Linked DNA regions of Mus musculus: region 1 is linked to region 2. Evidence: chromatin contacts called from ENCODE Hi-C or POLR2A ChIA-PET data. All regions are on one chromosome and are shown on one strand. The core of a region is the stretch at or near the end of the contact, and the rest is flanking DNA. Distances in the headings are between cores, read along the strand shown.

Evidence for each region. Hi-C counts contacts between places; a loop is a spot of excess contacts on that map. ChIA-PET counts read pairs that join two places held with the same protein, here RNA polymerase II (POLR2A).
Region 1: a map of Patski shows a loop between it and region 2 (2.3-fold over the local background). The contact joins the enhancer-like site here to the promoter of Zfp367 in region 2. A Hi-C loop is called at or near these places in 1 of 37 maps with a recorded cell type or tissue (Patski). POLR2A ChIA-PET finds 5 or more read pairs at or near these places in 1 of 5 experiments (Patski).

Annotation. Positions count from the first base shown.
Region 1 is chr13:64,399,960-64,403,402 of GRCm38, forward strand. No RefSeq gene overlaps it. Among named protein-coding and RNA genes, the nearest start is that of 1700015C15Rik, 31 kb to the right of the region's middle. Within about 2 kb of position 1,297, at least 1 of the 3 ENCODE cell types and tissues checked has a DNase peak (open chromatin) inside an H3K27ac peak, as active enhancers do.
Region 2 is chr13:64,151,418-64,154,770 of GRCm38, forward strand. It overlaps Zfp367 (zinc finger protein 367), which reads right to left and starts at 1,782. Exons shown (of 5, transcript NM_175494.5): 1 at 1,183-1,782. The coding sequence starts at 1,572.

The sequences.
Region 1 (3,443 bases), core at 47-2,546, 250 kb after region 2:
GCCTGTAACCATATTCCCATCAGAAGAGAAGATATTTTAAAGAAAGACACTTGAGGTACTAGGCTACTAAAACATTGAACCTCAAAGAGTTAATGAATGGCTGAAGTCCTGGAGTCAGTCAGAGGAGGAACTTGCCTCTCAGGAAGGAAGTTCACACACTTATCAGACTACCTTGGAGAGACTGGAGCCGAGACAATCATAGGCAAGAATGCTTGACCAAGACTGCTGAGTTGCGTATCTTCTCTTGGTCTGTTTAAATCTAACCACCATGTTGGTGCCCCAAGATGGACATTTTTGTTTCTTCCCAACGTGACTTTCCATGTTGAATACATGTGAAAAGCCATGTCTGAGGCATGATCCTGGTGTTGGGGAAACAGAGACGGGAGGACTTCAGAGGGCTTGAGCCGCAGAGTCAGCGAGAGTCACAGTCTCAGAAAATAAAATCAATATAATAGAGGAGGTACAGATGACATATACACACACAAATAAAATCAGTTCCAAAAAGGATGCTTATATATAATTTATATACCTTTTTGTTTTTAGAACCTCTGGGAAAAAAAGGCATGTAACATGAAAAGGGAAGGCGTCTCTAGCTGCTTCTAGAATTTCGAAGTTCATCACTATTGAGTGTGAGACCCTCAGAGGCTAATAAGTTTAGGGCTGTAGGTCAGCAGTCCAGCAATTGCCTGGCAGCCACAAGATCCCTCTCACCTCACCATGGGGGTGCGTGGGGTGGGGGGAGGAAAGATTGATAATCTTGTGGTCTATAAACTTGATTTTCAGTGGGTTTATCTGGACTCCAGAAATAACAAGCGTACTGGGCTTGGGAAAGCTTTGGTTACCACCTGAGCTTGGTATACAGTTGTGGGGTTCTGCTCGATTGAAGCTTGGTGGTTATAGCAGGAGCTGAGGGTGTTTGTGAGGGGAACTCCTCCTGATTCTGGCATTCTGATTGCCTGGATGGGAGCCTCCCCTGGAACATGATACTGTTTGCTGTTGGCTATTTCAGCTTCAGCACAAAGTGTATGACGAAAGTCAAGGCAAGCCAGTTTTGATAAACAAAACTCCAACTTTGATCCTAAAGATGGAGAAGCAGCCTGACGGAGTCTTTGCATAAATGCTGGGGGTGGGGGTGGAGCGGGGTGGGGGCACTGTGTGAGTTATACACAGACGCCCACAAGAGAGGGCTTGTTTTCTAATGGAGCCTTCTGCTTCAGGCGTCTCATTCCACTGGTACAAAAACTAGTTGCATTCCTTTCTTGTGATGTCTGCCAAAATTCACAAGTTCAGGCGGGTGCTTCATGGGACCATGAGCACCCCACTCATTCCTGGCAGACTGGACTCCTGACCTCATTTTGAGATGGCTCAATGAAGTCTGTTATTTCTAGCTCTCCAGATTGGCCCCAGTTTGCAACAACAGACTTAGAGGGACTGTACTTTCCTTCTGGGACACTCCACACAATGGTAAAACAAGTTGTTCTTTGCAATGATATTAACCCTAAAAAATATTTTTTTTTCTAAGCTGCTGTCTGCATGAGCCACTAGAAAGAAAGAATGGGAGGTTTTTTGTTTTTTGTTTTGTTTTGTTTTGTTTTGTTTTTTATAAGTCAGGATATTCATCCTGTCCATCCTGGAACATGATGTGCTTAGTGAAGTTGTGTAAAATGTTTTCTGGTAACAATCCTCTTATAAAGTCTCTTCTTAGCTGGGAGGTGGTGGCACACACTTTTAATTCCAGCACTCAGGAGACAGAGGCAGGTAGATCCCTCTGAGTTGAGGTCAGCCTGGTCTACAGAGTGAGTTCCAGGACAGCCAAGGCTATACAGAGAAATCCTGTTTCAAAACAACAAAACAACAACAACCTTTTCCAGATGAAATATCTGAGCAGTAATTGGTGGTGAATTTAAAATACAGAACTATGACTGGTAAAAAAACATCCAGCGATTTTTTTTCAGTCACAGGAGGAGACAAAACACCCCACAGAGTAGCGATTATCACAGTGTTTTTCAAAACTGTTCTAGAAGGTGCTTCCCTCTTCTTGAGGAAACCTCTCGGTAGCCTCTTCCAGTTGGGAGGATGTTTTGAATTAAAACTGACCCAGAAACCAGATCACAGCCCACAGTGCTGACTCTAGCAGAGAAAGCGGGGTAGAGCAGAAGTTAAAAGCCAAGAAGGCAAATTCAGTTCAGGGAACTGTTGCAATGAGGGAAACGGGAACTCTGTGTAGAAAGAGCTCCTTTCTTAGACACCAGTGCAAATTAGGATTTGTGGTCTGGACTGGGAGGGGTCAGTGGATGGGGTATTCTGAGTAAATTGACTTAGCAGTATTTGTAAATTAGCAGGCCAAGGTCCAAGGACAGAGTTGACTTTGGGACTATAACAATTTAGAGAGTCTCAATAGTTAGAGCAAGGACATAGTATTTTCTGGAGGCACTTCTGTAGGAGTGGCTGATGATTATCACCCAGACTCAGTTTTTTAGCCTTTGGATAATACTTATTCCAGCCATCTGGGACCACATCCAGGTATTTGGGAACCTTGATGTGATCCAAGTGTCTAAAACACCGTTGAAGGTGGAAATCGTGTTCAGGAGTCTTGCTTGGCAGCTTGGGGACCTGGAGGAAGGGTAGACCTTGCGGAGGCAAGCAGTTTAACTGAAGCAAAGATAAACAGCTGTAGGGGGTTTCCGCACAAACAGGCTATGGTAAGCCAGCTGAGACATCCTGACCTGATCCTGAGTTCCTAGAACTGGATAATTTTCCATGGGATTCTCCATTAAGGAGATCAAAATCTAGTGAAGCCTGAAATGGTCTCAGGGGAGGAACTTTTGCACTATCTTGCCCTGTCACAAGACGTTAGAGGTAATCTTCAAGATATGACCACTCAGACACAGTTTGTAGCCAATCGAAAGTCTTTTTTCCACCGGTGCATGTCGCCTCTGTGTCTGTGAGTTCTTATGTGGGACGATTCTGTTAACGTGGAGAGTCTTATTTCCTTGGTGTCCTCCATCTCCTCTGTGAGTTCTTTTTTTTTTTTTTTGTTGGATTTTTTTTTTTTTTCCGAAGCTGAGGACCGAACCCAGGGCCTTAGGCTTGCTAGGCAAGCGCTCTACCACTGAACTAAATCCCCAACCCCTCCTCTGTGAGTTCTTATGTGGGACGATTCTGTTAACGTGGAGAGTCTTATTTCCTTGGTGTCCTCCATCTCCTCTGGCTTCTCTTTCTGCTTCTCCTTCCACAGGGTTCCTGATCCCTGAGGGGAGGGATTTCATGGAGACATCGTATTTAGTGCTCAGTGTGTTACAAGGTCTCTCACCCTCTGCATATTAGTGGCAGGTCTCTGTCTCTCTCCCTGTATCTGTGGCTGAAGAAAGCGTCTCTGATGATGGCTGAGTAAGGCATAGCAGAATGTCATTAGGAGTCATTTTATTGCTATGTTCATTTGT
Region 2 (3,353 bases), core at 532-3,031:
ATAAAACTGACTTCAGTGTCAGTCATACACAAGTGCAGACACAATATAAATTAACTACAACTTTAAAAAGTCAAATACAAGAAACTTCCACGGTATTTTTGTATGTCACTTAACTGTACAATGCATTTTCTAAGGACTAAAATATTGAATTAATACAAAAGTTATAGATACCTAAAGTACCTAAGATGACATGTCAGGAGGGGCGACCTGAAGCCAGCAACAATAGCTGTTCCTTACACCAACGCAGTTTCTACTACCAACATCTCTACTGTTCTTTCAAATATGCACTGTGGTGCAAGTTTCAACTTTACTGCTCTATAATAATACCACTAGCTAAGTACCTACTTCCTCACACAAAACAGTTTCACCTTTTTGGCTACCGCCCATACACAATGTTACCAAACTTGCTTCAATTGATAAACTAGGCATCCCTTAATCCGCTGGGTAATTTGCTTTGCTACACCTGTAGCAAATCAAGTTATTCTGGCAGTCAACCAACAACAGAAAACTGCATATTTATCTTGCAATACCATGTATTCGACACACAGATTTACCGATACCTTCCTGAGCTCTGATGAATGTCCAGTATTAAGTCTAGCCCCATAAACACACTCCCGGTTCCTTCCGAGCACAGTCACCGTGTGCCAACACTCCCACTAGCTAGCTATACATACGATTTTCATGAAGACGCTTTAACAAACTCCCTAACCCTCAGCTGCTCCGGATGTAAAGGGTATAGTAGGGCATGGTGTCGCTAGCCTTGAATTCCAGCACTCGGAAAGTAGAACTCTGAGAGTCCCAGGCAGGCCAGGGATACAGTGCGATACTTGGCCCCCGCCCCAATGTGGGCTGGAGCCAAATGCTCACATCCTTCCTTCCCACATCTAAGCAGGCCGAGGCCGCGAGGTTACAAGCACAGCAGTGCAAGGCATCTGGACACAGCGAGCCTCCCCCTCATCACCCCGCTGCACCTGCTGCCCTCAGACCGGCCTTCGCGCCGCACCCGTCACATGACCACCTTGCCCCCAAAGGTCCGGTTTTGGCGCGCGGCAGTGACGTCAGCGTCCTGTCAGCCACCGCCCCCGCCACCCCGCTTTTCCTCTCCGGCCCCGCCCCGCTGGCGAGCGGCGCCGTTAACGGGCCCCAGGCCGCCCCGCGCCCGGGGCCGCCCGAGCCACTCACCTTGAGGTGGCCGCTGTCTGGGCTGCTCGCCTCCTCCTCGTCCTCCCCGCCCGACACGGCGGCCACGGAGGCGGAGGACTGAGGCGCACCCCGCAGCGTCGGGAGTTCAGCCGCCACGGGCAGTCCGGCTGAAACGACGCCGCCCGCCGCCCCCGGGCTGAGCGTCACGTTATGCGCGTTCTCACCCCAGCGCCACGGGTACACCATGAAGTCGCTGAAGCCGGGGCTAGTGGGGACGAGCGGCGGCGGCGGCTCGGGCTCCCCCACGCTGCTGCACGGAGGCGTTGCCGGCGTGGTCCTGATGACCGATACCAGTACGCGCTTCGGGGAGTCGTGGCAGAAGACGACCGGCGGCGGCTCCGCCATGGGTGCCGGGGCGCCGCGGATCATGCTGGCTCGTCTGCAGCCCTCGCGCTCTCGGCGGCCCGAGCTTGCCTTGCTCGCCCGCGCTGCTACGTCTCGGCGCCTCACAGCCGCCGGCTCATGGCAGGCGGCTCCGGGCGATCAGGCTGCAGCAGCGTTGCTGACAGGAAAACGGGACGCGAGGCGCCGAGTCCCCGAGAATAACAACCTGCCGCCGCGGTCCCCGCTTCGGCTTTTCCCGCGTTACATTTCGCGCCTGGGCGGAACCAGTCACCGCGAGGACCCTGCGGCTGGCCACCGCGACGAGTGACAGGTCGCGAGAGCCAATAGCCGGGTCCAGGCTGTGTTCCGTCCGGAGGGGGCGGAACCAATTCGAGCGCGGGTCCTTACTGCCACGTCATTGGCCGCCGCTCTCATACTTTTTTGTCTGGAGGGCCAACTGCGTTCGAAAGTCTGTAGGAGCGCGCGTCTTGTCCTGACACACCCGTCGGGAGCCCCACCCTGGCCGGATGACTCCTGCGAAGGTGGGGAGGGGGAAAGAGGCTGTTGATTGGAGGAGCTGCGGGAAAGGGGCGTGGTGGTGGGCGGGGCGAGCATGCTGGGTCCCTCCCCCACCAGAAGAAGAGGGGGTGTAAAGAGGGTAGGAGTCTGGAGAAGTTGCAGTGGAGAGGGCCCTCCCCATCGCCCCACCCAATCCGCCCCCTCCCGCGCGCAGCCAGTTTAAAGGGCTGAGGCCGCGCCCGTCCCACCCCACCCCACCCACGGCTGCTCAAGGCGCCAGCAAAGCACCACTTCTTTTTGGGCGTTGGGGGGTTGTTGTTGGTTTTGTTTTGTTTTTCGAGACAGGGTTTCTCTGCATAGCCCTAGCTGCCCTGGAACTCACTTTGTAGACCAAGCTGGCCTCGAACTCAGAAATCCACCTGCCTTTGCCTCCCAAGTGCTGGGATTAAAGGCATGAGCCACCACCGCCCGGCTTGTTTTTGTTTTGAGACAGGGTCTCTATAGAGTCCTGGCTGCCCTGTAACTCCCTATGTAGGGACCAGGAGGGCCTCGAAGTCAGAGATCCCATTCGCCCCCCCCCCTCCATACACACACACACCCAGTACTGGGACTAAAGACGTGAGTCACCACTCCTGCCTAAGGGCATGGGTTCTTAATGTGAGTCCCGTGACCAGCCCTGCTACGGTTCCCGGACTATTGGTTCTTGCTGCCAGGCTCGGGACCGCGGTGGGACGCATGAGCAACCATTCGCACAGTAGTCAGCTCCCGGTCGTACTTGCTTGCAGTGTTTCCCAGGCAGTCTGATGGTGGTAGCAGTTCAAAGATTTTTTAAAAATCTCTTTAGAGGCTAAAGGATAGAACTGGCAACTGGAGCTCATTTGCTTGCTGCGTTTCCCAGGCAGCCTGTTCCTAGTAGAGACTCCATAAAGATTTTTATATCTGAATGAGTATCCAGTGGTTAAGCGATAGAACCGGTAACTAAACTCCATCAAATACAAAGCTATGCCTAAATTAATTTAGGCACCAGAGTGTTGTTTTAGAGAAAACTGCCTAAATTAACAAATCAAAGCAGCCAATAGTGTGACCTTATTTTTAGCCACATCTTTATTTTGGGTAAATAAACTATACCTAGCAAGATACCGAAGTCAAATTTGACTTTATGGAGAGAAAGTAACTTGTGAACTGAAGTGAAATGTTTCAAGAAGATACATTGAGTAATTTGTATCTTTGAAGTGGGACAAGTAAAAGTATCTTTAAAAAAAAAAAAAAAAAAAAAGAACAAAGCAGCCAGAGAAATGGCTCCATGG